Linked DNA regions of Mus musculus: regions 2, 3 and 4 are each linked to region 1. Evidence: chromatin loops called from intact Hi-C (ENCODE). Cell type or tissue: heart. All regions are shown on one strand. Region 1 holds the start of Irf2 (interferon regulatory factor 2). Region 2 holds the start of Primpol (primase and polymerase (DNA-directed)). Region 3 overlaps Irf2 (interferon regulatory factor 2). Region 4 overlaps Irf2 (interferon regulatory factor 2).

Region 1 (8,000 bases):
CCTATCATAGATAGCAGGGAAGAGACATCGGTTGGCCCCACCAGACCTCATTGTTTCTGTCGTTCCTTCGGCCTGCACATGAAGGATGCTGAACCGAGATAAGAAGCTCAGAAAGAAGGCGTGTGGATGGGGACCGGAGGGGCTATTTATGTAGGCCTTTCCTCTCCCTGTTCTAGGGAAGAGAAGACAATGGGTTGCACACCGATTAAAATAAACAGAGATAGCACAGGCCCATAATTCCAGGATTCAAGAGCCAAGGCAGGAACGTTGTTAGTTCCCGGACAGCTTGGAAAACAATTCTGGTTCACCTAGACTTCCTAAGATGATCCTGTCTAGAAAAAAAACAAAAAACAAAACAAACAAACAAACAAAAAACCCAGACACACAAACAAACAAGCAAAAATAAAAAACAGCAACAGCAAAGAAAACAACAACAAAAGGGGCCGCAGAGATGGGGGAAGGGGGCTTGCTGAGCAAGCAATGGGGAGTTGAGTTCAAATCCCCAAGACTCTTGAAAAGCCAGGTCTGGCTCTGTGCCCACCTCATTCCAGTGCTGTGGCTGGCAGAGACATGAAGATTGCTGGAGTGGCTGGCTACCAGCCTAGTTCTAGGTTCAGTGAGAAACCCTGTCTCCAATCAACACCGTGGAGAAGGGCTGAGCAGGACACTCTGGCCTCCGTGAGTACACATGCACACATGCACACATGTACCACACTCACCCATACACACACAAAGCCAGAAAATAATGACCTGTGGTTATTAGGCTTTTAACTTAGGTGCCTGGTGGGTAAAGACATACAACTACCATGCAGTGTGTATATCCCTGTGGTTACTGATATATGAAATATAAATGCAAGGAGTGTGCAGTGTTATTATGGGAGAAATAAAGGACACTGTGCAGGAAGGATCTATTTTGAGGCCACAAGACAGGGTCCTTAATCTCACTGCTCTCCTTCTACAAGGGCATGCATACTTTCCTTTATCCCTGTCTGTGGAATCCACTAATTCTATGGCAAAGAGGAGGTAGAATTATTTTTCAGATGTTTACACATAGATAGTGACAGTCTCCTAGGGTGGGATGCTTTCCCCAGTGGTTAGAGAAGGCAGGTGGTGGGCTGAGGAAACTGTAAGCCAGGCAAGAAGCAGGTGTAACTAAATGTAAGGGAATACTTTTAAAGTTAAGTGACCAAACAGCAAGAGGTTCCAAGCGAGCTGGCCTAGTAGAGCCCATAGGCCGCTGCACCTGTCATAGGTACTGGGCCCTCTTCTTGCATTCAGTATTGTCTCCACGGAACAGCACAGAGGACAGCAGCCAAGGATGTTCAACCAATAAGGACAGCCAAATTTAGGAGTTAACAGGCAGCGTTCCCTCCAGGTTCAGTCCCAATCAAGACAGTTTAAGTTCATGTAACTCAAACCCTTGCATTTTGCAGGAACTGGACCGGTTATGGCAAAGACATGAAGTAACTTTGGAGAGTGACTTTCTAGGGGAAGGCCTTCCTAACCATCCTAGCTTCCACACTGAGTGCCAGGCTGGCCCTTCAACCCCCCTCAAACCCCCCCCCCCCCCCCGTTCCCCAGTAGGAGATCCAATAAAGTAGGGGCACAAGTAATGCCGTCTTTTCAGCTGACTTCGTTCCTTACATTCCTTTGCAGCGGGCGACTTTCCAAGATGAGTTTGTATATGCAGCCTGTGCACAGCGGTTCTGAGCACTTAAGCCACAGGTCGGGAAGGGTCCCCAGGCTTCCGGGGCTCTCTCTGGTCCATCTCCACCCTTCAGGTAGGATGTAGAGTCAGGTCATCTCCTTCCTTCCCTACGGCCACCACCAGCTGGTGGCCAGCTCCCAAGCCAGCGCCCCGTCCACCACTTCTGGTGCCCCACAGTCCCAGCGTGGCCCCGGTGAAAAGCGCGCGCCCTTCGGCGCGATCCCCACGCTCACACGCGCTGCCGCTTGTTGCTCCCCGCAGCCGCGACGTGGGGAAGTGAAAATGAAATTGACTTTTCCGAGAAATGATGAAAGCCGTGCCGGCCGCCAATGAACAGCGGCGGCGAACTTCCGCACCTCCAGGCTGGCGGCTGGAGCCCTCCCTCTGCCTCCACCTCCGGGTTGCACAAGCTTGAAACAAACACTGGGGAGGAAGGGCGGGGAGGGAGGAGGGCGGAGGGGGAGCGAGGGAGGGAGCGGGGCCGGGAGAGGGCGGGGGTGGGGGGGATTTCCAGCCTCGGCTCCTCGCAGTTTCCTCTCCTTGTTTTGCTTTCGATCTGGACTGTTCTCAGGCAAGCCGGGGACTAACTTTTAGTTTTGCTCCTGCGATTATTCAACTGACGGGCTTTCATTTCCATTTTACACACCCTAACAACACTCACACCTTGCGGGATTGTATTGGTAGCGTGGAAAAAAAAAAGCACATTGAGAGGTAACATTTTTTTTTTTCAAATAATAGTTGTGGCTGTGCGTGTGTTTTCTCTCGAGGGCATGTTGACGGGGACAGGAGGAGCTATGTATGTATGTGCGTCCTGATGCTTTGACACGATGTTTTGCAGACGGAAAAATGCCGGGGTTCATAAATATTAATACCGATTTTTGGAGGAAGAGTCGGCGCAGTTATGGATCATCTGATTTTAGGGGAAGCAGGGGTCTGCTGCTGTTGCCGCTGGTACTGGGGCTGCTGAGGCTGCAAAGAGGAGGAGGTAGAGAGGGAGGAGGAGGAGGTTAGTGAAGGTTTAATTTCACTTTTGGATTTGCAGATGAGAAGAGGTGGCTCCATGGACACAGATCTGCTCTGTGTGATTCTGCGCTCCAGGTGTCGTGTGTTGTGGGTACAGGTCCGTTGGAGTCCGGCCTCATTTAAAATAAAATTGGTGTGTGTGTGTGTGTGTGTGTGTTGTATGTGTATGAGTGTTTACAGACACTGTCGCCACCAGGTCCGAGGAAGGGAACCGGGTTCTTCTCGGTGCCCAGCGGCCCTTCTTTCCCGGCGGTCTCTGGTGTAAATAGACTGGCACCCGCGGTCCCTAGATGCCCGTGCCCGGGCAGTGACCACTGTAAACTTGAAGGCTGCCCTAAGGCGGTCCCAGGATGCGCTCGCCCGCGGGGCTTGGGGTCGGGTGACCGGCGTCTGGTGCCAGTGGACACTCGGGCCGGGCGGGCTCCGCGCGCGGCTGGGCGCGGGCCTGGCCGGCGCGCCCGGCTTCCTGGGGACTGGGCCGCCGCCACACGCCAGGAACGTCGCGTCCTCCTCCCCGCCGGCCAGCGTCTGGCCTGGCCTCCGGGCTTTGTCACTGCACTTGTCCCAGCGCGTGAGGCGCCTCGGAGGCGCGTCCCCGGAGGGCTCCGCGCTCAGGGGTCACCCACCCCGGCGCGGCCTAGCTGCGAGTGCCTCCGGGTCCCCGCGGGCGCCCCCGGGGCCGGCCTGGCGCGCTGGGCCCCGACCCGCCTTGGCTACGGAACGGGCGAGGTGTGGGGGCGGGGAACCTCCGGGGACCGAGCGGCGCCCGGCGGGCTAGCATGGGGTTGGGGGTGAGGCTGACGAACGCTTGGGGTCTCCGGGACGTGGTGGGAATGAGTGCCCGCCCTGTGCCCTCCGACCCGCTCCGGGCGCCGGGTGACATTCGCCCGCCGGCCGAACATGGTTGGTGCAGAGCGGCAGCCACCACTTCCTCTCCGCCCCGCCGGCCCGGCTCTCTGGGCGAGCGATGCGGGCCGCGGCCAATCGCGGTGCCCAGCTAGTCCCTGTCGCTCGGCCTTGGGGGCCGGCTCCCCTGAGCGGCCCGGGAAGCCTTCGCGAGAGCTCAGGGCCCCGGCTCCCCGGACGCTGTCCGCTGGGCCCCGGCTCTCGGACCGTTTGCCACCCTCAGTCCCTCGCCCCTTAGGAGCAGGGAAGGGAAGGAGGCTAGTAGCCTCCGCCGCGAGCCAGGACTGTGCTCGGGCCCCAGGTGAGACGCCCGGATCAGTCGGTGGAGGCGAGATCCTTGGTGGTCGGATGTAAATAAGACCCCTGGGATTGGCAGGCCACCTTGTCACTCGTTTGCGAGCGGGTTTGCAGGTCCTTAAGCCCAGTGTGTTTGAAACTTGGGGGACATGTTTCTTGTCCCCTCCTCCCTCCCGCGTGGGCACTCCTTGTCCTTCCTTGGTTGTGTCTGTACCAGGGAGGCAAAGTAGTCCTGGGGTTAGCTTTCTGCCACTCGCCTCCCTGTGGCTGGGACTCCGGGCTGCTCTTGATGAATGGCTCCTGAGGGTGGAGGACAGTTACATTTCCTGTTGTGCATTTTCAGGAATCACGGGAGCTTGGGAGCTTGTTGTCATGCCTGAAGTCATTTATTAGTTTTGTTTGTTGGTTGTTTTTGTTTTTGTTTTTGTTTTTTTTTATATCGACTGACTGCAAGTAACATTTGAAGTTAGCAGCCTGCACTTAAGGTGCTTAAGGGCAGGTGCAGGGACCCGTTTGTTTAGCCTACTGTTTTTAGAAGGTGGTTGATTGCATGGTAGACAGATGCACACTGCTTGGTTAGGGCAGAGCCCTAGAGGTTGCCCTGTTTAACTTAATCACTCGCCCAAGTGCAGGAGTCTCTGATTTTTCTCAACTCTCATTCTTTTTTGGGGGGTGGGGTGGCGTGTGTCACAAAAATAGAAACCAATAAAAGCTTGGCATTTGGCTTTTCTAAGGCAGCTTCAAGCAAATGGAATATTTCAGGCTTGAGTTGGCATCTCTAAGGGGTAACGTTGGAGCATCTATTGATTGATGGGGCAAAGTCCGGAACGTCACTGTGATTGGTGAATGATTATAATTTATAGCCTAGCTTGTTGCGTAAGAAGTTAGATTTTGTCTTGTGCTTAGATCCAAGAGATCTTGCCTGTTATGATTTGTTACTGCTTCTTAAAATTAAACACTTACATATTTCATTCTCAATGAGTGGTCTTTTTTCCCCCCCTTGACCTGCAAAAGTTAGGAAGAGTTGCACGTGTTTCAGAATGACTTAACCTGTAAAAATGGCATCTTCATGAAACAAAAAAAGAGGACTTGTAATCAAATTGGAAGCAAATTGAGGCAAAAGAGAAATTGACATGAAGTCCTGAAGGCTCTAGGAACTATGGGCTCCTGAAATACTTTATTAAGTAAATATTTAATATACCAGAGCGAGTGAAAGCTGTTTAAATCTAAGAGTGGAAGACTTGAAACTTTGGATAGTCCCTTGACGCACATTGATTTCCTCACATATCCAAGTGCACCACTCTTTTAATCTCAGCTTTATTCGGTAAAATCTGGATCCTCTTTTCCAGCTTTCCCCCCACCCCACCCCCTTTTTTAATGGCAAATAGACTACTGAACTACACCGGGAATTTTATTGCAGATCCCTTATCTGCCTCCTGCCAAACAGGCCTTAGCGCAATCTGGAGAACTTATTTATATATTTGACAAATATTTGTGGGCCATGAACTACCAGACACAGTGGCAGGCTCTGTGAACCCAACTAGAACCGTGAAGGACAGATAGCCTCTTCAAGTTCTACAGAAGTTGCATTCTAGCTGTGAGCTGACAACAACCAAAAATAAATCCAGTAATTACCTCTGGGGGTTGGTCTAAGAAAGGGAATAGTGTATTCTACTTACCGGGCTGCTTTGGGGGAACAATTGTGATACTGTGTGTGGAAGAACATTGTGTAAATTATAGTAACCCACAAATGTGTCATGTATTGACTTTCTAAGTTCTGTTAGATTACTGTTAAAGCGAATATTAGAGAGGTGAGTGTCCCGGTACATACTTTTTATCCCATTGAGGCTGAGGCAGGAGGATTGTGAGTTCAAGTTTAGATACAGGCTGAGAGCTTGTCTTTAAAATAAAAGTGAGGAATCACAACAGGACAGGACAGTGCCTCTGAGGGTACACAAATCATGGCAAAGAATTACACATTTGGATAACTATTATATGTAAAGTATCAAAAATGTTTAGCAGTGAAATATTATGTGAATTTTTTTCTCTTTTTTTTGGCCTGCTAGGAGAACAGTTGACTGGTATCCATGAAGACCAAATGATGTGGGGATAACTGACTTGGATGCATGTTTTTCCAATTTATTTATACATTAAATTCTTTATTGTAATGAACTTACCCATAAAGACATCATAAAGGTAGAGAGAGGCGGCCATTCAGACAAACACTTGCCCAATCCCCGTCTCTGTGATTTCTCTGAACCTCTCTGTGGTTGGAAAGGGCCCCTCTGAAGTCCACAAACATCACCTGGGGGGCTTGCATTTCGTTAATCGTTACATAGTTACACCTACCACTAACATTAAAACCTAGAAAAACATTAGCTTTATGTTCTCCTTCATGCCTCATGGTTCCCTTTGCAGTCTGTCTTTCCCCATCACCTAATAGTACTCTTTCTTGGTCTCTTTTCTAAATAGCATAGGACACCCACACTTATAGCTGTGTACATAGGGGTGTGTGTGTATTATAGGCTAGGACCTGAGTATGAGGGACAATATGTTTCCCCTTTTTATAATGCAACACACAGGTGTCACTATTCTTTGGTCTGAATTTTCTTCACCGTCGTGTCAGACTCATTAAGTTATTGCTGTTATGGGTATGGCTTAGTTCTATTCTGCAGTCCATTGCGCTGTCATTAAAGGGACTTAGTTCTATTCTGCAGTCCATTGCGCTGTCATTAAAGGGACTTAGTTCTATTCTGCAGTCCATTGCGCTGTCATTAAAGGGACTTGGTTGACTTGGATTCACTGACGAGTGCGCAACACTATGTGAGTAAAATAATACGACATTATAAGCGAGAATGAACATCAATAGTATAGATTTGTAATATATGATATGTGAACAAATACATTGCTGTGAAGTAACAGGAAGTATTAACAGTAAAGCCAATGCTATTCATATGTATGGCACTCCATACTCCTTCCTGGACAGGGGGAGAGGTGAGCAGGACTTTCTACCTCTGTCTGCCCTACTCCTGTACTGCTCTTTGGTTTGCATGGATTAATATTTAGTTAAGAATATCAGCTTAATGTATAATGGGGCTGAGTTGAGTGGGGGTGTTAGCCAGTGGAGATTGTAGCTAAGGAGGTTTGATCAAGCTTTGACTTAGCCCCAAAGGAATAATAAATTATGTATAGGTACCAGATTTAAACATGAAGCCATTATTTTCAAATAAAATGCCAAGGAAAACAATGACCCAGAAAAATGCAAGCCCCAGGCAGCTACCACCCAAACTGTGGCCATGTGGTGAAGATTTCCCAGGCTCTGTGTGAATTCAGAGCGAGCAGTAGGCCTATGATGGCTAGCCCTTGACTGTCAGGTAGCCCTTTAAGTTGATTTTACACCTTACAGGATTCATCTTAGGACAGTCCCTGAGACAAACTGTTCACGTAGGAAGCCTTCATGTGATTTCTTTTCAGTACTTGGATACCTGTGGCTTCCAGTCAGAACTCCTGGTCAACTTGTAAAAAAATGTGATTCGGGGGCTGGCGAGATGGCTCAGTGAGTAAGAGCACTGACTGCTCTTCTGAAGGTCCTGAGTTCAAATCCCAGCAACCACATGGTGGCTCACAACCATCTGTAATAGGATCTGATGCCCTCTTCTGGTGTGTCTGAAGACAGCTACAGTATACTTATGTATAATAATAAATAAATCCTTTAAAAAAAATGTGATTCGCATCAAATCTAGTAAAATCTAGTAAGCCTTATTCTACCCAAACAGAGGGAAACCCATGTGTTGGCGCTCTGGGAAGGTCCTGACATACTGGGACCAGCTGAGGCCTTCCCTCAGAACTTCGAGTTCCTCTGGGGACCCAGGAATCCTATACCATTACTTGAAGTGAATAATAGTTAAATGTCGTGATCCACAAACATATTCATTTATCAAGGATTTGTAGACAACTAGCCATGTACAGGGTTTTGTATAGAGAAAGGTGAATGGGCTCAGAAGCCTAGAATTCACTACATCCATGCACAAAACACACACACACAAAACACACACACACACACACA
Region 2 (8,000 bases), 120 kb before region 1:
GCATCTGGCCTCCTGGCTTGGGACTATCATATTCCCCATCCCGAGTCTCTGGGAGAATATGACACCATATTAGAAATATTTTTAATTCCTGGTGTGGAAAGAGTACAGTTGTTCTCTTAAATAATTTTATGCCAAAGCTGCTTTTCTACCCTGTCTATTTTTGGTAATGATTTACAAGTTCCAAAGGAAAACACTTGTACTAGTTTAAAGCAAAGGCTGAAGGAACTCTACCACCCATTTCTGCACCAAAGCAGTATTTAACCACGCTGGCTCGCTACAATCCTACAGCTGGAAGTGCTGGAGTTACAACAGAGGATTAGTCATCTGACAGTAATTAGTGGGAGACGGGAAATCGGAATGGAAGTGGAAAGCTGACCAAGTTCCCTGAGCTTAGGTCTAGACTTGTCTATTAAGGGCTGTGGATGGCCTGGTTCCCAGAGCAACTTGACTGGGGGAGGGGGTGGGTGGAGGATGCCCTTACACAGCTGCTCTGTAGTCACCAGTCACTCACACTGTGATAGCAACACTGTCCACTTGCCTGGATGCCACACTTGTAAAGCACACCCTTGGGAAGAGGAGGTGTTGGTCAGTGGTAACTTCAAAGGCAATTAGATGACGTGGACTCTGAGCTCCTCTTCATGGATCCCTTGATGGATTCATCCTATGGTGGTACTACCAAGAGACGGTGGAAGGTAGGAAGTGGGGCTCAGTCTGAGGCAGTACTGTTTTCTGGCTGCCACGATGTAAACTGCTGCTCCATCCTGTCCTCCCAAGCGAGATGGACTGACAACTTTAAAGCCCAAATAAATACTTCATGCATTAAGCTATTCTGCCAGGCACTCACTCTGTCACAATGAGAAGTCTGACTAATACAGGTGTAAAGGAATCCTGAGGCTTCCTTTAGCAGGGTTCCTGGTTTCTCACTTCCATTTGTTTATTTATTTACTTATTTATTTATTCATTCATTCATTCATTCATTCATTCATTTATGAGATAAGAGGTTTTTATGGTTGCCCAGGCTAGGTTTCTCACTTCCATTTATTTATTTATTCATTCATTCATTCATTCATTTATGAGATAAGAGGTTTTTATGGTTGCCCAGGCTAGCCTCAAGCTGCTTCAGCCTCTCAAGTGCTGGGATTTTAGGCATGTGCCACTACACATACCATAGTTTCTTATATAATTAGCAATTAACCGCTACTCCAACCTCTCCCTCAACCCTGAGATTAAATTCATCAGTATTGTGTTTACTGGAAATATCATAGTTCCATTTTTTGTGATGTTCTTTTATTTTAAAATCCTCAACAATATTTTGTGTGTATATACACATGTTTATGTGCCTGCGTTCACATGCATATGTTACACGTGCACTTTTGTGCATGAGTGTGCATGTGGGCCAAAAAAATGGTGGGTATCTTCCTCAATCCCTCTGTTTTTGTTTGTTGTTGTTGTTGTTTGTTTGAGACAGGGTTTCTCTGTGTAGCCCTGGCTGTCCTGGAACTCACTCTGTAGACCAGGCTGGCCTCGAATTCAGAAATCTGCCTGCCTCTGCCTCCCGAGTGCTGGGACTAAAGCCATGTGTCACCACACCCGGCTCCACCTTATTTCTTAACACGGGATCTTTCACTAACCCTGGAGCTCATCCATCGGGCTAGGCCAGCTGCCAGCAAGCTCCAGGGATCCCATGGTCTCTACCTTCCCATAACACCAGGTGTTTTACATGGGTGCTGGGGATGCAAGCTCAGGTTTTCATGGTTATCCAGACAGTACTTTACCAACTGAGCCATCTCCCAAGCTCTTAATATTATTATTATTATATTATCCCAACATCTTCTTAATATGCTATCATTTATGAACGCTTGTTATACTTTATTTATCTGCGTGTATTTGTGTAAATGTGGATTGTGTTCTTGAAAGTCAGAAGAGGGTGCTGGGTCCTCTAGAGCTAGAGTTACAAGTGGCATGAGCCACCTGAGTTGGAAGAGCAAGAGCTCTTTCTTAACTACCCAACCAATCCTTCACCACCTTTTAAATGCACTCTATAATCCCTCTATACAATATCTACGACTTAAGTATTCATCTTTAAGTAGTCATCTTAAAGTACGCTATTAAGGTTTACTTACAAACATATTACTATATAAGCTTACTTTCTAGAATGTGTAACAACTTAAGAAATTAAATATAAAAGACTGAATTTCTTCTGTCCCACTTATTTACTGCCTAGAATCAGAAGGTGTATTTTTTTTTAAGATTTATTTATTTATTTTATGTATGCAAGCATACTGTCCCTCTCTTCAGAGACACCAGAAGAGGACACTGGGTCCCTTTACAGATGGTTGTGAGCCACCATGTGGTTGCTGGGAATTGAACTCAGGACCTCTGGAAGAACAGTCAGTGTTCTTAACTGCTGAGCCATCTCTCCAGCCCCAGAAGTCATTTTTTAAATATCCCTAAAACTAGTAGGAGGGATAAGAAACCCTATAACAGTATACTGTTTCAGGTGTTGGTTCTTTTCCTCCTCCCTGGTCTCCCACCCCAAAGAGCAAAACTCTACCAGATAAATGACCTTCACACCATTTTTACAAATGATTAACTTATCATGTAATTGCTATAGTAATTTAGCTTATGAAGGCTAAGTCTTCTTGCAGATGTAGGCCCTAAAACGTTTACCTATTATACTTCTAGTTCAGTTTTCTCGCCAAATGGAAGAGAGTGACCACGCCCCGCTTTTAGATCACTTCAGAAAGCCATCTTACTCCAGCTCCTGGAAAGCAGTCACATTGCTTTTCATGAATTCTTTCTCTCTTGAGGCCCAGAACGGCTTCAGGTCCCTCTGGGTCCCCATTTACAGGGCGGCTTCAGGTCCCTCTGAGTCCCCACAGTGAGGAGAAATTACAGGGCTTAGATGAAAACTATCACCTCCAGATGTTTTGCTCTAACGAACTTCTCTAGATGAAGTCAACATTAACGGCAGGAAACTGCTGAGGATACCTTATCTAAGGTATCACTTTGTTAAGAACGTTTAGCACAGGGAGGGGTCCGGGCACAAGGGGTTTCTCAATTAGACCCTTCCTTGTGAACTACAGCCTCCACGATGCACTGCGAGGGTTGAATGCATCCTACTGCTAAAGTCCAACAGAAAATGGCTGATTCTAACTTACTTTGGGAGGGATAATGATAGATCAATTTGTTTCTGGAATCTACATTTAACCACTATGGCTCTTCATGAGAGCAAACCACTTATCTTTTTCTTTCTTTTTTTTTCCCCCCCAAGACAGGGTTTCTCTGTGTAGCCCTGGCTGTCCTGGAACTCACTCTGTAGACCAGGCTGGCCTCGAACTCAGAAATCTACCTGCCTCTGCCTCCCAAGTGCTGGGATTAAAGGCGTGCACCACCACTGCCCGTCCACTTATCCTTTTAAAGCCTTTGATGGAACTGGAAAAAATAAAAAATGTATTATGGAAATGCAAGAGCTTGAATTCCACACGCAACGAACGGTAGACATCTGTGTGGCTACGTGTACGTCAGTCCCTTACATCCAACGAAGCAAAGGCGGTGAAGGCAAGAGGCTGCTCTCTGGAGTACATTTGTCCTTAAGAATATTCTGGGCCCCTGAAATTCGATGCTGATCGCTGTGCTCGTGTTTTCGTATATTATGCAAAAACAAAACAAAACAAAACCCACTTCCCAGAGTCAGAGTCTGAATGAAATAGGACGTAAACCAGTCAGAGATTTCAGTAAGGTAGTCAGGACCTCTCACTGAGGGAGCAAGAGGTGGACGGAAGTGAAGAAAGGCCTCGGTGCAATTGAGAGGAAGTAGAATTACCGAGTGCGGGGCACAGCTCTATTTTCTCCTGCCAGAGTTCTGACTGGCAGAGGCGCCTCCCTAGACGCCCATCTTGGCGCCCCCGGAATCAGGCGTGGCCGAAAGACCTCTCTAAAATTTACCTCAAGTGGCGCAAGTCGGCCGGAGGCGGCAGCTGGCGGAGCCAGAGATGGCGGGAACCAGAGCTTGAAACCCGCGCGAGGGGGCGGAGCCGGAGGGGGCGGGGCCCTAGGCTTGCCCTGGGTGGGCGGGGCCTGCGCTACGAGACGGGGCTCAGTCGGGGCTGAAACCACCAATCGCGACTGGCGTGTGCGAGATGAGGTGTTGGGGGGTGTGTGAGGGGGGATGGGGCGGGGAGGTAGAGAAGGGGCGTGGCGTGGGGCGTGACCGGCGGTAGTCTGCTGTTGCTGCTGCTGCTGCTGCAGTTGCAGTGTTGGTGCTGGTGGGATCAAAGCGCAGTGTCCTGCGGCGGGGAGCTTGGAACGGTACGGTGAGTGTCTGCTGCTCTCGCGCCTTCGAAGGCCTGTGTTGTCCCCCGGAGCTGGCGCTCTTTTGGCGGGTCTGCAGCTCCTTGGAGGAGGCGGGGGAAACGGGCAATCTGGGCGGAGGATCCTTTGTGTTGCCTCCAGGCTTGCTCAGGCAAACACTGAAGGCAGAGAAGCTGGAAACAGCGCCGGGAGCGCGATCCCGAGCTGAGAACCCAGACCCGGGAGGCCAAACCGGTGTCCCTAAACCTGGGTGAGCCGGTGCGGTGTCCCTAAACCTGGGTGAGCCGGAGCGGGTTCAGACCCCTCGAGCATGGCACACGGGCCGCGCTGAGGCTTAAAGGCGGAGTCAGGGGGGTATCTGGAGATCGCCCGGGGTACAGAGCTTCAGGGGCGGGAGGGGGTGAGGCCATAGTGTGGGGGTGAACCTGGAAGCCGAGTGGCGGGAGGTGGCGGGATCCTGGATCTGCAGGCCGAGGTGTGGACTCGGTAGCAGAGGATGGATAGGGGAAGTTCTGCCCTGGGGCCTGGAAGCTAGGCTGATGCTGACCTTGTGGCGGCTCTAAGTGACCCAGCCTCCCTCTGTTACAAGAGCATTTGATCTCCACCTTTAGTTTTCTCCAGTGCACTGTGATTTTTGGTTCTTGCGGAGAGCTGATTTTAAGCATTACTCCTTGAATACTCCAGCTCATTCCTTTGTTGGTCAAAGTCACTGTAGGAGCTTGCATTGACATCTCTTGAGCCATGCTCGGTTACTGTCCCTTCTTCGCGCTTATTAATTAGTCTGTGAAGTTCGACTTGAACAGCAGGGTCTTTACCTCATTCTCCGTTGAGTCACCCAGGAAACGTCCTTCTCAGGCACCTCTTGTGGACCCAACTTCTTCCGCCGTTAGTCCCCGAGCCTTGTAGACCTACGAGTCTGACAGATTTGTACCTGGCCCCTCTTCGGAGTCTTGTGGACTTTCTACGTGTCTGCCAGACTTGTGCCCACCTCAGGGAACTGAAGCAGCCTCCTTGCAGGTCTCTGTCTCCCGCCCAAGACCCCTCTCCAGTGCTCTCTTTAAGACACGAACAAAAACAGTTTTCTAGATGTTCATGTTTACCCTGAAGGCTTAAGTGTAAAACCGTATCCTCTAAACCGGGTTAGCGAAGCCAAACCCTGGGTCTTGGCTGTCTCCCCCCGCCCCCCCCCCTTTTTAGCAGAATGAAGAAGCTCTCCAGGCAATATTGGATACTGTGTCCTTTTCGGGTTTTCTTTCCAGCCCTCTGAGTCCACTGGCTCACCTTTTCTCCCCCTGAGACATTAGCTTATGAACAGGAGCTGCTACGGAGGTTTCCCTTAGTTAGCAATTCCTAGCTGAATCTTCCCATTCCTCCCTTTGCGGCAGGCATTTCCTGAAAGCAGCCGTGTCATATCCTCTACTTTTGCTTGTTTATTGTTTGCCTACCGAACTGTGAGCAAACAACAGTAGGCTCGAACTTTAGCTTGGCTCCCTTCCTTACTGGCTTTTTTTTTTCCACAAGTGACTACTCAACCCATTGGGGTGGGTGGGAAATGTGGGGCCATCGTTACAGTAAGAGTATACACAATAGCAGAGGAGATGCTAAGCTGGGGGTTTGGCCAGCCTTTGGGAAGTTACTTTGGATATGTTAATGGTGGCCACAGGCAGGAGCCCTAAGTATGGAGTGTAGAACCCTGTGACAACCTGGTGTTGAAGCTTTAAAGAATGGCTTTGTTTTGCTGTCCAGTAGACTAAGGCTTTTGGAAAGTGAGAAGGTGTTTTTTTAGTGAGTGGAAGTTTATTGAAATGTAGCCATCGAACTGCTACAAAGTAACAAGTGAAATCCTGCACCTAATTAAATCAGGTTGCTTTTGTGGTCCTGCAGAAAGGTTCTGCCTCCTGCTGTTTTAAGTAGGAATTCTGTATCTTTATCTGATAGAAGCGGGTCCAGGGCCACTCTATGGTTTCAAACCTAGCAACACATTCACTTCATGCGCTTTCTAAAGTTACAACACAGTCTTTTCTTCAAACACATTGCATTAGTTCTGATCTTCGTGTTAGATAATATTAAAGTTCTACCCCAGTGATAGAGGTAGAATACGATGTGGAAATTCTTACATTCTTGAGTACTGTTTTATATATAGTCATTTAACAGATTAAAAAAAGTTTGGAGAGGAAAGGGTATTCCATCATCATCATCTGACTGTCTGAGGCCAGGAGCCCGGGGCCTACCAGCTTCTTCATAAATAAAGCATAATCTATATTGCTCAGAGGGTTGTGTAAAGATCAGATGAAATAGTATGTGTGACATTCTACATAATAGTCCTTGTTCTGGTCTCTTTGTTTTGGCCTTCAATATTACCTGGGGAGGGTCTTCATTCTGCTAAAGTACAATGAAATTATCTAGTAAGAACAGAACATGGACTGCTTAATGTCTACCTTGCTGCTGTTTTTAAATGCCAGTGAACATACATAACAGCTCTGGATAGGGGTAGAGTCTGCCTCTTCCACTACTTCATACGCTCAGGGTTTAATGAAACATCTTCATACAGTTGATAATCAGTAGATTACATAGTTATCTGTAATTTTTATAAAAGACATCAAGGATCTTCCACTCTATACTTTTATTTCAACAACAACAAATTGTTTTCAAACAGGTCAGTAATTCTTACACATCCCTAAGAGCGTATAGTTTTATCCTCTTCAGGGTTTCGCTTGGGAGAGGACAAGACAGACCCTTTGCAGATAGTAAGCATCACATTTTTTTCTAGCTTGTGGCACAATGTCAGGGCTTCATCAGGTGTCTGCCTCCCTGGTTGTGTGTCCCATTCCAGAAACAAGAAAACGAGATGACTTATTTGTTCCTATGAGACAATATGTTCTCCATATTTTCTTTTCCTTTCCACCTTTCTTTTCACTCTCACTATATTTTCAACATTAGAAGGTTGGCTTTATCAGGCTGAATGACAATAGCCAGGTCAATGAACCCCCAAAGGAACTGAGACCAGATGGGACAGATTTTAGAACAAAGAAAGCCAACCACTGATTATACTAAGAAATCTTTTCTTAACCAGATGATTGTGAAACAAGTGCTCTTTCTGTTTCATTTACTTAATATGAAAGTGCTCGCAGCCAGGCGGTGGTGGCACACGCCTTTAATCCCAGCACTTGGGAGGCAGAGGCAGGCGGATTTCTGAGTTTGAGGCCAGCCTGGTCTACAAAGTGAGTTCCAGGACAGCCAGGGCTACACAGAGAAACCCTGTCTCGGAACACCCCCCCCCCCAAAAAAAAAAAAGAAAGTGCTCCTGATTCTTTGTCCTCGCTGAGAGGTAGTAAATAGAATCCTGGTGTTTCTCAAATCATTCTGCCAGGCTACAGTGGCTTCATGTTCCTATCAATAAGAAGGTAGGTAGACACGTAGGAAATATTTTAACAAATGCTTAACCAGGTATTATACATTTATAAATAAACTACCTGGTGGGATGAGAAACATCATAATCATTATTACTGTTTTCTTCATTGCAATAACTGCAGTAAGTATTAACCTGTATTTGTGGTCTTTACCAACTGTAAATAGAATTGTGAGAGACTAGAAATTGAATCTGTATTGAAATGTATAGACTTTTCATCATCCCCCGAACAACACTACGTAAAAACAGGTATCATTAGTAATAAGTAGTAGGGATG
Region 3 (8,000 bases), 100 kb after region 1:
CCCTAACTGTAGTCATCCAGTGGCCATGGACAAACTGGGTTTACCTGAAAGGGGGGCTGGAAATGAAGAAGAGATGGGTGGGGGGAGGTGATAGAAGAATGAAACCGAGACAAGGTTCCGATCAAGGCTTCAAGTTTAATATTCAGCACTGCGTTTATATAGGGCAAGCCCACAGACCCCATCCATTGTTTCAGTTGGACTATGTTGCAAAGCAAGGTCAGTGGGCAGTCTATTCTTCTAAGTTTCTGTGGGAACTTGCATGTGCAACCAAGGCAGGTGACTCCACCAAGGTCAGTAAGGTCTATTTCGGCAAGCGTTCAAGGTCTGTTCAGCCTGCTCAAGGCTGGGAGAGGCACACCTAGCTGCCAGGTTTCTTTTTTATTTGTTTCCTGAATTGTGGTAAAATACATATAACACAGGTTTACCATTGTTAACAAGTTGCTGCCAGTCATTTATTTATCAGACATAGTTTGAACTCTTATATGCGTCCATCTCTTTATGGTCTTTGCTAGGGTCTAGTCACTCTCTCCTTTGTTGTATGTTTACGGTGCTCTGGGAATTGTGCTAAATGCCTGTAAGAACTGGCACTGGTTGGCTGGCTTAATTATCAAAGGAATAAATGTCGTTTTCTCCTTTCAAAAATGAGGCCTTCAAGGCTAATGTGAGTCTAGGAATGAAAAACTAGTGACGTAGTGTCTGATGTTCTTAACCACACAGCCCAGTGCTACAGGGATCACAAGCTGTAGTCTCATTTGACTGTCAAAGGACCCACCAGAGAGGGTAGACCCAAATGTTCATGCTAAGGCTAAATCCATGGCTTTCTTCTAAGTCACCTGCTGTTGTCGTGGTTAAGCAGGAGTTGGGGCTTGACAGGGAGGGAGCCTTCATGTAGCCGGTTTACCTGTCGTATGAGGTTTCCTTGGTGATTTTTGAAAAGACCTGCTTGCTGTTCTGAGGGCAGTGGCATTCCACCTTAGCAGAGGCGTTCTGAGAACAGCTGATGTGTGTAGAGAGAAATAAAAATTCCATCATGCATTCTGGGACATTTGCATAGATTTCCAAGGAAGGGTTTTGGCTCCGGAGTGAGAGGTAACATGAATTTCTGGGAGAGCCCAGCTTCCTAGCCTCCTCTTTGGTTCATCTCTTGTTTCCATTGCTGGAGGTCTCCAGAGTCTTGTAGAGGAAGCTTTATTGGAAAGGGCCAAAAATCTTTACCTTCAGTTCTTCCCTAGACTCGGAAACGTGATGGAAAGTTCTCTGCTAGTTCAAGTGTTGCAGCGAGAAAGTTTATAACATTCTGTAGCTGTCTCTTCTCATCCTTTCATTGTATGGCCATCAGTAGCATCGGCTGTCTGCTGGTTGCTCACGGAAGAGTTCCTTTGTGCGGACTGTTCATCCAAACATCAACCACCTCCCTCTGCCTGTTCAGGGAACAGTGGTTTGCATTTGGAACCTGTTTCTGACTATTCGTCCTCTAGGGAATCACTGAAATACAATCCGTGGATCACTAGGAGTATCTCAAAGCCACGTTCAACTTTGCAGCTCTGTCTTCTGATGTCTGATTTAACCGTTGGGGTGACAAGGAGTTGAGACAGTGTCTTTGGGTGGAAGGAAGTATTTGCATCAGATAGTTTAAGATAATAGAAAAATTCTTTAACTGCTAAATTTTCATAGTGCAGAAGTATGTTTCAAAGCCCAGCCTTGAAGAAGCATAAGGCATAAGGCATAGTCACTTTGTTTGTTTGTTTACTTACTTGGTTTTGCTGTGCTGGAGATCAAAACCAAGGCTTTGATGTGCTAGAGAAAGGGCTCCACCACTGGTCTACCCAGCCCTCATTATATTTTGATGCGGCCGTATGCCTCATCTTTTTAGGATCTAACTAGATTGTTGGTGGCTTAGTAAAAGAAAGCCATCATGGTGATTCAGCAGCGAGGAGGTGGAAAACGGGTTTGAGTAGGGAGCATAAGAATTAATTGGTTGTATAATCAAGAGAAAATAGGCTGTGTGGGCAACCAGCCACCATCCTTCCGGGAACCGTATGAATGTCGTAATTGAGGCAAAGGTGTAGCGGCGTGGAGACTAAAAACACACTGATTTGAGTAACTGAGCGATCAGTTACATCTTCCATGTCAACATAACTGAGGAAATTATATGGAAAGAAATCAATGGTGATTGGATTTGGTGGAAATAGAGCCTTCCAGAAAATATATATCAGATATAACATAATACAATAATGTGTTCCATGAAATACATCCTCTCCTCTCAGGGATGTTCTTGAGGTAACTATGGCAATATGGATTCTAAGGCGGATGTTAAGAGTTGGCCTGAAGTGGCAGATTTCTGGAATTGTTGCTCTGGGAGAGCCCGTGAGGTCATCTGTTCCAAGTCCTGATCACTTTCCCCCCTTTTAGCTGCTTGTTGAAAAACGGGCCGGAAAGGTTAAATCAGTTATTTGTGTGTCTGCTACTACTGTGTAAATATTTCAGCTTATTCTGACCACTCTTGCAAAGTGACTTCCATCATCTTTATCCCATTGTATTGGAAGTCAGTTAGAAAAGTATCCGAACTAATAAAAGAGGGAAGTGACATAATGCACACTGACATTTTGGCAGTCGCATCGATCTGGAAGCCTCGGCTACAGCGAGCTCATTTGTCATGTAAAAAGTCATTCTGGAAATGGTGGACAAAAATCCAGAGAACGGAAAGGAGGGCTTGGAGCAGACTATTCAGTGATAGTTATTAAAAAGTGCCATTCATCTGAAATCGAGCCTGAGGAAACCCTGCACCTCTGAGGCCGAAGGCCCCTCAAGGCCACCTTCTCAAAAAGAATCGGCGTTAGAGACTGGTATCTTAGCACGCTTCACGCTGCTGTAACAAAACATGCGAGGCAATCTGTTTTAAAAGAGATAAAGACGGTGGCATGGCTCACAGTTTCAAGAGATTTCAGCTTGTAGCTACTTAGCCCCATTGCTTTGGGACTGTGGTGGAACAGAACAGCGTGGCTAGAACCATGTGGTGTGGAGCAAAGCTGGTCAGACCATGGTGGATGGGAAGGGGAAGAAAGACAGGAAGGAGCTGGGGGCCCCATGATCCCCTGCATAGGTGTGAGTGAGATGGTCTCACCTCTTACAAGTTTCCAACTCATCCCAATGTCACTGTCACCTAAGGACCAGATCTTCAACGCACCAGTCTTTGGGAGTCAGTTAAGATGCAAACCCTTATGCCCAGCTCCTGATGTGGCGAGAGGTTCCATAAGCACACCAGAGACCGTTGAACTTAATTTAGAAATGATTCTCTCCAGTCAGTGTCTGTGTCCACGGGGCAGACAGAGTATGCGTGTCTTTACTTAGCCGAAACTTTATTCCTCCAGTTGAATGCTGGTACTCACAGGACATTAAGGTTCTTATCCCCTTCCAGGTATATTCAAAGTCTTACCAAGGAGTTTAACCTAGCATCTAACTTCCAAAGCTTCCAACAATTATGGACTGGGCTCATGGGATCCTAGAACCCTGCCGACCACAGCTTCTTTCTTTCGATCCCCTGCCTTCCCAAGTGTGCCTGATGTCTCTGTGTATCCGCTTTTATTTGAAGGGGAAAGGCACAGGAGACTTTAGGATTTACAGAGAGGCATTAGGAGGAGAGTGTGTCTGGTCCTTGTGGAAGGAAGGGAAACTTAGGCTTCAGAGCACAAACAAAGCCAAGCCTGAAACTAGGAAGGAGCTCTTGAAGGTTTGCCAGCAGCGAGATAGTCTCTGTGCTGTTTGCGACTCTGGGATCCGAAGTTCAGTTTTGTTTTCTCCCCTCTGCTGACTCAGTCCGCCACTTGCCAAGGTTCTCAACATCTCTGTTCCCCATTTTTTTCTTCCTCTTGGGAGTGGCTGTCCTGTGTCCTCTGGAGGCTGAGCTAATGTGGCTTTTGTGTTTGGAGAGAAGTTTCCTTTTCTGGTCTTGGTTTACTTCTGCCTGGAAACATTTCTTGTGCCTATTGTCAATTTGTCTCTTTAGCTCAGATCACTGTCAGCCAAGACCTAGGAGATTTGTAACTCCCCCCCCCTACATGGGGATGTTTTGGGCTGGGCAGAACACTGTGAGGTGGAGGGGCAAAGATTTGAGTTTAGTCAGCCGGTGGCAATCTCCCAGGCCTGTCTGAAGTCTCTGGAGAACAGTGGCTGAGAGTAACGCAAACACACTCATTCCTGGAGGAGACTTTTGGATCTCGAATGCTTGTTGTCTGTTTCAGGAATGCACTGGGGTAAGGGAGGGTGGGGACAGTTTGTCTACTAGTTCTTTAATTTGCTATATGTGGAGAGCCTGGACTCTGGGCTATGCTCTGAATGATGGAAAGGGTTCTAGTTTGCCTAGAACCATTGACACCAGGGCAGAAGATTGTAGAAGGAGCTAGAGAACATATTGCCAGATGATAACAGCTGTTCTCTGGTTTAGGATCTTGGTAGGGGATGAACAAGACCTGGATAAAAGACTCCAGCAGAACTGAGCCATAGATCTTTACAAGTACTGTGTACTTTAGATGTTCTACTCTCTATGCATTAACTTTGGAGTGTTGTCAAACACTGAAAAAAAACTGTTCAGTATTCTTTTATTAACTTATAAAACTTAACATACAGATGATATGAAATTGCCAGTTACTCTATGTAACTCTGTTGAATCCAGCCCAATGTGAAAACTCAGAGCTAAATAGTAATTATACTACAGGTACTGTGTGTCAGCTCTGTGCAGGGCCTTCCCAAATGCCCAAACACCCTCTCCCTCATCATTTAATCCTCTCTGGAAGGTAGCAGGTAACTTTAGCTCACTCTGGTTAAGAACTGTTCTCTGTGTCACATAGCTGGCAGGTCCAATCGGGTTTATATTATCTATTGCTATGTAGCTGTACAGCCCTAAACATGATGGCTTACCACAGTACAAAACTCACAGCCTCTGGGTTGGGAATCCAGGGATGGCTTAGCTGGGTCCTTTGCAGCAGAGCCTTGCTAACCTGTCATTAGGCATTAACTAGTACTGCAACTCGTCTGAGACTCAGCTGTTGAGCCAGTGCCTCACGAAGCATTGGCCAGAACTGGATTCCTTGCAAGTGGGGAAGAACAGAGATTCCTAATTTCTTGCTAGCTTTTATCTGGAAGCAGCCCTTAGCTTAAATTTGCCATGTGGGCCTCCCTAACACTGCCAGCAGGCAAGAGAGTATCCATGAAAGACAGGTTGAATCTTACACGATGACATGAATTTGCTCATATAATAGTTACGTCGTTGATGTGTTCTGTTGGCTAAAAGCAAGTCACAGCTCCTATCCAAACTGAGGAGGACAGGTCCCAAAGACAGTAAAGGCTCAGCGAAGGGCTTGGGGCATCTACAACATGGTCACCTGCTTTAACTCCAGTGGAAGCTGGATCTCTATAAATCTAAGAGGAGGATGATACAGGAGAGATACAGGAAGGCTTCTTGGACTTCCTGTGACAAGAGAACATGGACTAGAAGAAAAGATGGTGTGCTTTTGTGGACAGAACTTCAGTGGGGAGGAGGTGCCTTGGGCACAGCACTCCACCCTGGGAAGCTGGGACTCTGGCAGCATAGCCTTGGAAAGTGAGCCTCCTCCTCAGCCCCAAAGCCCACTCCTCTTAGAGGATCAAGCAGAGAATTGAAATTCACTCCAGCTTGTTTCATGTGGAAGTGCTTGACCTTACAAAGTGGAGGGAGAGGGTACATGTAGTTTTGTATTTCTGAAGTGCTGGCATAGGTTTTAAAGACACTTCCTGCAGCCTCAAAATAGCTTGAGCAACAAGACTGTTTTTCTTTCTATACAGAAAGCGAAACTACCGACAGTGTGGCCAGTGATGAAGAGAACGCAGAGGTAAGCCAGTTTGTGTGTGTGTGTGTGTGTGTGTGTGTGTGTGTGTGTGTGTGAGAGAGACAGACAGACAGACAGACAGACAGACAGATAGACACAGACAGACAGAAAAACTGAGAGAGACAGAGAACATCCATATCCTACAATTCACCCTAGCTTTTTAGTCTAATCTTAAAATGAAGTGCTGGGCGGGGTTGAGGGAGCACAGTGTGACCCTCAGAAGAGAGATCAATATAACATGGCAGGAAGAGGAACTCGAAGTCAGGGCCAGGAAATGTTGATATTCTTCTGGCTGTAAACATCCTGATTTGCCAACAGAAATAGAATGGCCTACCCAGCCCAAGCAGTGAACAGAAAGAAGTAAGCAAGTGAACAGAAAGAGCTGAGTAAAACGATCTCCTCACAGTTCGGTCCCTTCCTCAGTGGCCCCGCAGAGAGGGTGTGTGTCCAGTCTCTGCTCCCCACCCACCTGCTTCCGGCTTCCCTCTTAGGCCAGCCAGGCTCACACAATGGCAGGAAGTGGCTCTAAAGCTGATGGGGAGAACAGGGATTGGTTGTAGGAGAAGCTGATGTTTGTTAGAATTCCTAATATTCCAAGTTTGGGAATTCTGAGAGGACAGTAGGCAGCCATGCTGACTGATTTCATGATCTGGTTTCTTCAAGGACCTTTAATCCCTTTTCTGCTTGGCAACCAGTAAGGCCAACTGTGGCTCAAAAAAAAAAAAAAAAACCCGTGTCTCAGCTCCACCCATTTAAAAAGCAATCAAAAGGCATTTGCTGTTTGTAAGCTCCTTACTCTATTCCTCTGAAAAGGCAGGGTAACTCATTAGGTTGGGCCATCCATTATGTCTGGACACTACCCAGTACCAAGCCTGGACAGGCTGAGCATAGGAGCCAAGCTGCCATCATGTTCCGTGTCTTTGTAGAACAGTCTTGACCAGGGACAGCTCATGGGCATTCACTTGAAAAGTAAGAGAAGGCATTGTTTTGCCTATGCCATTCAGCGGAAGGGAAAGAACGCAATGTATCTTGATTGTTTTCTCTGAAAGGGGAGACCACACTGGAGGAAGAGGAGCATCGAAGGCAAGCAGTACCTCAGCAACATGGGGACACGGAACACCTATCTGCTGCCCAGCATGGCGACCTTTGTCACCTCCAACAAGCCAGATCTGCAGGTCACCATCAAAGAGGATAGCTGTCCGATGCCTTACAACAGCTCCTGGCCCCCATTTACAGACCTTCCCCTTCCTGCCCCAGTGACCCCCACGCCCAGCAGCAGTCGGCCAGACCGGGAGACCCGGGCCAGTGTCATCAAGAAGACATCTGATATCACCCAGGCCCGTGTCAAGAGCTGTTAAGCCTTTGACTCTCCCTGGTGGTTGTTGGGATTTCTTAGCTTTGTGTTGTTCTTTGTTTGTATTATATTATTTTTTTTCTCTATGATACCTATCTTAGACACATCTAAGGGAGAAAGCCTTGACGATAGATTATTGATTGCTGTGTCCAACTCCAGAGCTGGAGCTTCTTCTTAACTCAGGACTCCAGCCCCCCCCCCCCCTCGGTAGATGCGTATCTCTAGAACCTGCTGGATCTGCCAGGGCTACTCCCTCAAGTTCAAGGACCAACAGCCACACGGGCAGTGGAGGTGCTGCGTTGCCTACGGTCAAGGCCAGCATGGTGGAGTGGATGCCTCAGAACGGAGGAGAAAATGTGAACTAGCTGGAATTTTTTTATTCTTGTGAATATGTACATAGGGCAGTACGAGCAATGTCGCGGGCTGCTTCTGCACCTTATCTTGAAGCACTTACAATAGGCCTTCTTGTAATCTTGCTCTCCTTCACAGCACACTCGGCGACCCCTTCTGTGTCCACTACCCCACTACCCACCCCTCCCTCCTCAACCCCTCCATCCCGGTCCTCTATGCGCCCCTTCCCCCCAACCAATCCCATCACAACCTCTTACCTATCCTTTCCCTCCCAACCCCTTCTATCCCAGCCCACCACCTACCCCACTCCTCCCCAACTCCTCCATTCTAGCCCATTACCCACGCCTCTCTCCTCAGCCCAGCCTACCCCATCCCACCCTGTTCCTTTCCTCCAGTTTCCTCTCCTCAAAGGCAAGGCTCTACATCTTGGA
Region 4 (8,000 bases), 48 kb after region 1:
AAGGGCTAGGGGGTGGTTCTGGCTTTCAGTCAGAATTTGGGAGGCAGAGACAGGTGGATCTCTGTGAATTTGAGCCCAGTTTGATCTACATAGTGAGACCCTGTCTAAAATAAATGCCTGAAGATGTTTGGTCTGTGTGCATCCATGTACATACCATTATATCTGCTTAAGGCCTGTGTCTGTGGCCTGTGGGTCTGTTTCCACTGATGTTTGTCGCCATTGATCTTTATGTTCCTAATTATAGTTACTGAATGTAGCGACTGCATCAGAAGAACTCCAGACAGAGTGGTTAACCTTTGAGAGTGTCACCGTCTTCAGTGTAAGAGTGACATTGGAAGCTCTAGGCTAATTTAATCTGATCAGAGGTCAAGGTGATTCAAAATCGAGCTTCCACATTGCTTGCCGTTAGTCTATTTCTGCTTTGGTTATCTTGTGTGTGCACGCATGTGTGCATACAGGAGTGTGTCTGTATGCATGTGGAGACCTCAGTCCCACACCACGGGCCTTTACCAATTGCTCTCCCTTTTGTGGTTTGAGACACAGTCCCTCATTGAACCCAGAGCTTTTCAGTTTTGCCAGACTAAGTGGACAACAAGCAAGCCCCAAAGATCCTTCTGCCTCCATTTCCCCAAAACTGTTTATGGATGTGTGCTGCCAAACCAAGCTCCTTCCTTCCTTCCTTCCTTCCTTCCTTCCTTCCTTCCTTCCTTCCTTCCTCCCTCCCTCCCTCCCTCCCTCCCTCCCTCCCTTCCTCCCTCCCTCCCCCCTCCCTCTCTCGCTCCCTCACTCCCTCGCTCCTTCCCTCCCTTCCCCTTTCCTTCCTTCCATTATTATTTTATTTCAGCTTCAGGGATCCAACTGTGCTCCTCATGTTTACAACTCAAGCACTCTACTGACCAAACCACCTTCCGAACCTATCCATTTATTTTTACTTACTCTCATTTATTTTATTTTATTTTTCAGTTATGTGTGTGTGCATGTGTGTGTCTGTGTGTGTGAGTACATGTGAGCGCAGGTGCCCTTGGCAGCTACAGGCATTGTCTTGCCCTCTGAGCTGGAGTTACAGGTGGTTGGCTGGACAGGTGTACCCCCAACCTGGGTGCCTACAAACAAGCCCTGGTCTTCTGAAAAAGCAGCAAGGGCTCTCAACTGCTCAGCTACATCTCCAGCCCCACTTAGGTTATTACTTACAATGCTTGGGAAAGTTCCAGGGCCTCCTTTTCCTGGCTCAGTTTTGATTGCCAGTTGTCTCCTTGGTCACCTGAATGTGCCCCAAATTCTGGTCAGCTTCTGAGCCCTGCAACCTCCTCCCAGAGGTTGGCACATGCACTTGGGATGTTTAGACATCTCTAGAAGGACATAAAGTCAAAATGTTTGAAATGGTATTTTAGGAGGATGCACGTGCTGGTGGTGTGTAAGAAAGAGAAACGGGTGCAAAAGGGCCCATAGAACAGCAGAGAGGCCATGCTAACTGAGGGCGATCTGGAGTAACAAGTAGAGCCCCTGGCTTCCCCCATCATATAGACTCTGTAGAATCTCAGTTTCCCAACCTTTCTGCTTTTCTCTAAGCTATCTCTCTATAGGGGTGCGGGTATGTCCTAACCAAGCCCCTGTCTCCTAGGGCCGAGATATTTAAATAACAGAACTCAACAAAACTTCAGTACTAATAGTTGCTTCATCAGAAAATCAATATCCCTATTGTAAGAAATATGGTAAAATTGTATTGCTATCCCAATAACCAAATCTCAGTTATTTAGCCAGAGATTAAACATGGCTGCCAATGGCACCAGTCAGGACCGTGGCGTTGTTAACTTCGTTGGGAACCACTTGTAGTATGTTGATCACAACAAGTACCTTGCCTGGCTTTCTGCAGTGGCCTCCGCAACACTGATTACCGAACAGTAGTTTCACCATCTCATTGGTTTTGCTTCCTGTGGTTTCTCTTGCCCTGGGTCAGCTGTGTTCTGAAAACATTAAGTGTAAAATTCCCTAAAATTCCATAAATAAACACGAAGTACTGAGTGATGTGGTGAGTCCTCACACATTTGGCCCTAACTCACCTGGGCAGTAAGTCACCCACTTGTCCTGTGTGTCCATGTCCTACAAGGTTGTCCTCAGCATCCTAGTTATCAGATCAGCTGTCACAGTCTTGGATGGTCCGAGCTCAAGTAACATTTATCTTAGTTAAGCAGTGCCCACGGGGCCAGGGTAGTGAAGCTTGTTACCAGTGAGGTGGCCAAAAAGAAATCACAAGGTTTCTTCATATTCAAAGATAAGAGTCGGTGCCATGGTCTGCATGTGGTGGTCAGAGGACAACTCTATGGTTGTCCTGAGTCTGATCTTTCTACATTTTTGTACTTTCCTCCACTGAACCAACCCCGGATGGAGGAATTTCACATTTTTTTGGTAGATAATTATAAAGGCAAGAGTAAGGTCAACACATTTTTAAAGGTAGTTATTATAGGTAGTAGGGAATTAGAAATAGAGACTCCTGTTAGAGTGTAGAGCTAACTGAATCCTCAGCAGAAAAATCAAGAGGGGCAAGTTGCTCTCCCCTTCAACTACAGCACATGAGAGCCTTAGTGTGTATGTTGTATGCAGCGGGAAAAATAGTGAAAATAAATTTCAGAAAATCCCTAATTGTTTTTTTTTTTTTTTTTTTTTTTTTTTTTTACATTTTTATTCACATGTCTTGGTTTATTTTGTGTTCCTGAAATGAAACACTGGAGATTGTGTTTTTATGAAAGAAAGGTTTTTAGTCTTAGAGGTTCAGGAACATGAAACCTCATATAGCAGACATGACAGGGACAGAGACTTTTGGAATTAGATTTTAGGGGAGGTGCAAGGCTTGCTGATGAAAAGTCCCCCATTGTTTGCAAGAGTGATTTTCTCTGTGTGTGTGTGTGTGTGTGTTTGCCTGTCTGCATGCCATGCCTCGAGAGGCCAGAAGGAGGCATCAGCTTCCTTGGAGTTGGAATTACAGATGGTTGTGAGTTGCCACGTGGGTGCTAGGAACCAAGCTCGGGTCTTCTGCAAGAGTAACTGTGCTCTTAACCATTGAGATATTTCTCCAGAACTCTAACGACCATTCATTCCGGAACAAATCCAGCCCCCTGGGACCTATCCTTGGACCTACTCATGACATCAGGGCTCCATAGCCTAGCAGTAGATCTACTTCTTGAAGTTCCACCAGGTCACCTTGTACCTCACTAGGTAAAAGGTACCTCACAAGTTTCCAGCTTATGAACCTTTGAGGGACAAACCAAACAATCAGCTACAGTATTGTGGCTATCGACGAGATAAACGTTGAGTCTGGGTTGCGTTGAATTCCTGTTCGTGATGGGCTAACAGACAGATGGAGCAGTAGGGCCTGGAAATTAGATGAATGGAAAAGATCTGTCAGCTGGAAAGACCAGACGTTGTAGGATGCCATAGAACACCCAAGCAATAAATATGTAAAAATTAAAGGGTATCTGGATCCTGGCTTCTCAGAGCATACAAGCTTAGTTTTCTCTCTGGCAATTGAGCAGTTGCACAATGGCCTTCCAGGACTTGTAGGGTCAGGCTGGTCTTTCGAGTACTTCCTGTTGTTACCTGGTGTCTGGTTGCTGGTCTTTTCTTCTTCAAGGTCGTTGTGTTTTCTCCTTCCTGTATTAGTTCTTGTAGGTGCCGTAACAAAGTACCAGACTGTGTGGCTTATCACCATGGTTCTCTATTTGCCACAGTTCTACCACAAGTAGAAAATCAGGGTGCCTGCTTCATCTGAAAACTATAGGAGAGACTCCATCTTGTTTGATTCCAGATACTGGAAGCCTTAGATATTCTTTGGTTTGGGGGGAAGATTCACCCAGGCTCTGTTGCTGCCTTTGTGTAGCTGGCTTCTCTCCATATCTATATCCCTAGTTCCTCTTTGTCTGTATTTTCAGTTCCCTCTTACAATGACATCAGCTTCTGGTGAAATGCTGCTCAGGACATTGCCATCAGTAGATAAATACATAGCCTTCATGTTTTAAGATAACTTGTTTAACACACCCTGTTGACTAACACTGAATTTATGCTGAGCAAAGGAATATTTACCTTTAATCTCAGCCTCCAGGAGGCAGAGCTGTGCAGATTTCTGGGAGTTCAAGGCTGGTTTGGTGTACATAGCAAGTTCCAGGGAAGCCAGAGCTACATAGAAAGAACCTGGCTCAAAAATAAACCGCTACAATAAAATGATCTTACAGCCAAACACATATGACACTGATATGACACATGCCTGAGTCTCTTGAGTAAGCTTGTCTGATTACATATATTTTCTGCATGAGGCGCATCACAGCCTCTGTGTGTATGTGTGTGTGTGATCTTGAATTGTTTTGTGTTGTTGTAATAGCACAGACTGAATAATTTGTAAAAGACAGAAATCCATTCTTCCGTAAGTCTCACCTGGAAAGTCCAAGACCAAAGCTGAAGCATCTAGTATATACTTGGTGTATCTTTCACATGACAGAAGGCAGAAGGGCAAAGGTGACAAAACCTGAATTTCCACATGTCAGGAGTGCATAAGAACAAGAGAACCCACCTTGAAACCACTTTTACTGAAATTTAAATGTGCTTATATGAAGGTATAACTCCCACTAAATAAATACATCCTCAAAGACCTCAATACCCAACACTGATATATTAGGGTCTGGGTCTTACTATGAAAGTTTGAGGGGGCAAAAGTAATCAAACTATAGTGGGTGGGTGAGTGTGCATATGTGCATGTTTGAGTATGTTGGTGTGAATAACTGTAAGCATGGAAGTATGAATGTGTTTGATGCATGTGTGTACATTAGAGTGTGGTATGTGTGTGTTTGAATTGTATGACTTTAAGTATATAGGTGGATGGATGAATCTGTAGATGTGTTGGAGTGTGAGCGTGTGGGTGCATTTTAGCTTATCTGAGTGTATAGGTGAGGGGCTGGCAGGGAAGCCTCCACTTGCCCATCAGGGATAAGCCCTATCAACTGCTTGATGTACTCACAGCTCGGTACCTTATACTTTTTTTTTTGCGGGGGGGAGGTTTAAATGAGAAGAAGATCAACAAAAAAACACAGGGATGTGAAAAATGTCATCCCTAAGTAGACCACAGAAAGGACTTTAGTTTAAAGTGGGAGAGAGGTGGTGAGAATATAGAGAATTGCTCTGTTTGACCTCAGCTGGGTGTGTTTGCCCCAGGCATCCAGCATTTCCCCCTTTTGTGCGAGTAGGTAATGACTATGGAAACAATGTAAGGATGTGTTTCGCAGTTACAAATACATCTTTAGTAAGCTATTGCCTATGCACAGAACTTGGAAAGAATGCACACCAGCTGTATCTCTCCTTATGAACTGTTGCTTAAAGGAGGGAAAGCTTCGTGAAATATTTCAAGTGATTATCATTTTTTTTTCTTAAATAGGTTATCAGTGGAAAAAGCATGGGGGGGGGAATATATACTGAGATGATCTCGCACTGGAAGCGTGGCTCCTCACCTGCCCCCTCACCTGCCCCCTCACCTACCCCTCATCCTGCCCTGCCCCTGAGTTTAGGCATGCCAGCAGCACTTCTGTTACGTCACCTCAGAAGTAGCGTCCATTGCTTTCTCTTCATGACTCCTGAAACTGTCCCCACTTTCGCTCTTCTGGCCCCATTCCATGTGGTGAGGTCTTCCTCTAAGGGAAGATTGGAGGACATTGTGGTCACTACTCGGCAAGGCAGAGGCTTTATGGTGGCAGCAGTGTGTCTAGCTTCTCGCAGAGTTCCCAGCATGCTTTGGCAACTCCTTACACCCGTACACAGGACTCTTCATGTTTCTAATTCCCATCTTTAAAGAGTCCTGTAAGAATCAAGATGTTTTATCCTGTCCAATTCTCAGAACCTCCTTTTCAGTCCAAGATCTTTGAATGGATAGATGATGAATGACTAAGAGATTGAATGAATGTGAGAATGGAACAAATTTGAGATTCATAAAAAACAGCTGTCTTGGTGACTGTTCATCACCTTCCCATGTCCTTTGTAACGCCTCCAAGGCTTTTCCTACTGCCTCAAAAGATTGGCCACCTGGAGCCTGCAGGTGTTGCATGAGACCACCCTTCCATGGCGGCTTTGCCTTGCTAGCTCAGAACTTACCTGGTCCTTGTGTTGGCCATTTACTGTGTAGAAGGAGGAACTTGGGTTTTTTTTTTTTTTTTTTTTTTTTTTTTTACAAGATTACACATTGTCCTCTGAGAGGATGAAGTTCATGCTCTGAGAGAGCTCACAGTTTGCATGGGAAAGTGAGGCTGCACACAGCTGAAAACTTTATAGGCATAACAGGAGATGAGATGAAAGCCGGGACTGAAATAGCTGCCCTAAAGCAATGTCTGCTTCTTGAGGAAGATATGTGAGTGGTGTAGGAGTTGGGAGAGGAAGGGTTGCTTCAGGCTGGAGTGCTCTGGAATGACCTTTGTGAGAAGTGGAGAGGCTAGGTCTTGGAGCCTGGTGGAAGAGTGACAACGCCCAGGAGGAAGGAAGAGCTGGGTGTGATGAAGACACAAAGTGGACTTGAGCTTTGTGTGGGGGCAGTGTACGGAGAAAAGGGGGGATGGCTCCCAAGTACAAAGGTGAGGCCCTTGTTGATTCATGTCATGGTGCTTGTTTTCTTGGCACCAGTGGGGGACAGATCATAGAAACTAGAGTGTAGAGCATAGAGGATTGCTTGGCAAGATGGAAGAGAGAATTATGTGGCATGAATCATCTCGATCCACATCTATAGAGTTTTTTTTTTCTTTCAGTTAAGCTTGGAGCAAAAGAGTTAAGGTTGTAAGGTCACATTGCCATGGATGCCTGAGTCAACATCACCTTGAATTCCAGGTGTCAGACTGAATGTAAATGTACAAACATGAGTAGGAAGATGTCAGGCAGAGAGTGGGTAGCAGCTTTATTAGTTATTCCACAGGGGCCGAGTTTGGGTGGGAAGAAAAGAGCCGACTGTATAGTCTGGTAGGTAGGAGTGTGTGTGTGTGTGTGTGTGTGTGTGTGTGTGTGTGTAGGCAGTGTGTGCCCTGGTGGAGTGACAATATTCCAGCCATGCAAATGATTGTCAAAGGAAAAATGAGCAAAGGTGAAAGGCATGCAAGTGAGGCCAAGGCTGGGAGGCTGGACAGGAAGGGAAATGCTGGATGCAGTGACTAAGAGATTGTACTAGGGGAGATGAGGAAGTAAAGAGGAGGACAGGGAAGTCACTGCTGAGCTCTGAACATAGAGTACGTCTAGAAGGAATGACTAGACAGTAACAAACCTTAAACCTTTAGTGGACTAAATTAATTAGCATTTTAGTGCCAGTATTGAGAGGTCAAAGTATTGATACATCCGAGGTCCTCAAGGGATATATCAGTTACCATAGCTCTTTGTCTCAGGACTGTTTACCCGGCATTTGATTTCCTTTTGGATGGTAAAATATTGGTCCTTGAATGTTGGATATGCTGACAGTTTCTTCTATAAGCACAGCACAGAGAGGAAGGATAAAGGTTTATTCGAGACAAAGTCACTGAGAGGCATCTGGGCCTACAGCTAGTTGGGTGCATGGCATACCATGCCCATAAAAACTTCTTTCAGCTGAGAGTCAGCACGGAAAATGTCTGGTCTGGTCCATTTTGACATTCACTGGGAGAACAGGATTGTGGAAAGAGCAGATGGCAGGGGAACTGAATATACTCAACTCCTGCCTAGGAAGAGGCTGCTGGGAAAAGGTCCGTGCCAGGGGGTAGAACTTTGTGGTGCAGATAAGACCGTCAGTCGCAGAAATACCAAACGCTGTCCTTCTCTTCTGCCACAGGGTACCATGCCGGTGGAACGGATGCGAATGCGCCCGTGGCTGGAGGAGCAGATAAATTCCAATACGATACCAGGGCTAAAGTGGCTGAACAAGGTAGGTGCGCAGTGCGTGTGTGTGCATGTGTGTGTGCGTGAGTGAATGAATGTGTGTGTGCATGTATGTGAATGTATGTGAATGTGTGCAT

The links. Hi-C counts contacts between places; a loop is a spot of excess contacts. Peaks named below come from ENCODE experiments on the same cell type or tissue, not always from the same donor. Only the 100,000 strongest peaks of a DNase experiment are listed, where the experiment ranks them.
Region 2: it touches region 1 in a loop (2.0-fold over the local background); 3 of 42 quality-filtered maps call a loop at or near these places.
Region 3: a loop joins it to region 1, with 4 times the contacts of the local background. A loop is called at or near these places in 11 of 42 quality-filtered maps.
Region 4: a loop joins it to region 1, with 2.4 times the contacts of the local background. A loop is called at or near these places in 8 of 42 quality-filtered maps.

What each region holds. Positions count from the first base shown.
Region 1 is chr8:46,737,518-46,745,517 of GRCm38, forward strand. It overlaps Irf2 (interferon regulatory factor 2), which reads left to right and starts at 2,228. Exons shown (of 9, transcript NM_008391.4): 1 at 2,228-2,419. Gm16675 (predicted gene, 16675) reads right to left here and starts at 1,998. Exons shown (of 3, transcript NR_045750.1): 1 at 1,645-1,998. In heart, CTCF peaks have their summits at 2,053, 3,586 and 4,223; DNase peaks (open chromatin) are centred at 2,064, 3,244, 3,424, 4,094 and 4 weaker places; H3K4me3 peaks cover 4,261 bases; H3K27ac peaks cover 3,623 bases.
Region 2 is chr8:46,613,186-46,621,185 of GRCm38, forward strand. Primpol (primase and polymerase (DNA-directed)) reads right to left here and starts at 4,042. Exons shown (of 15, transcript NM_001001184.2): 1 at 3,949-4,042. Casp3 (caspase 3) reads left to right here and starts at 4,106. Exons shown (of 7, transcript NM_001284409.1): 1 at 4,106-4,316. In heart, a CTCF peak has its summit at 3,966; DNase peaks (open chromatin) are centred at 426 and 4,056; H3K4me3 peaks cover 3,405 bases; H3K27ac peaks cover 2,281 bases.
Region 3 is chr8:46,839,001-46,847,000 of GRCm38, forward strand. It overlaps Irf2 (interferon regulatory factor 2), which reads left to right. Exons shown (of 9, transcript NM_008391.4): 8 at 5,821-5,867; 9 at 6,914-8,000. The coding sequence ends at 7,222. Among named protein-coding and RNA genes, the nearest start is that of Gm39170, 13 kb to the left of the region's middle. In heart, a CTCF peak has its summit at 3,657; DNase peaks (open chromatin) are centred at 3,801, 5,571, 5,701, 6,311 and 1 weaker place; H3K27ac peaks cover 2,720 bases.
Region 4 is chr8:46,785,677-46,793,676 of GRCm38, forward strand. Irf2 (interferon regulatory factor 2) reads left to right here. Exons shown (of 9, transcript NM_008391.4): 2 at 7,817-7,909. The coding sequence starts at 7,823. Among named protein-coding and RNA genes, the nearest start is that of Gm31172, 15 kb to the left of the region's middle. In heart, a CTCF peak has its summit at 4,099; a DNase peak (open chromatin) is centred at 6,476.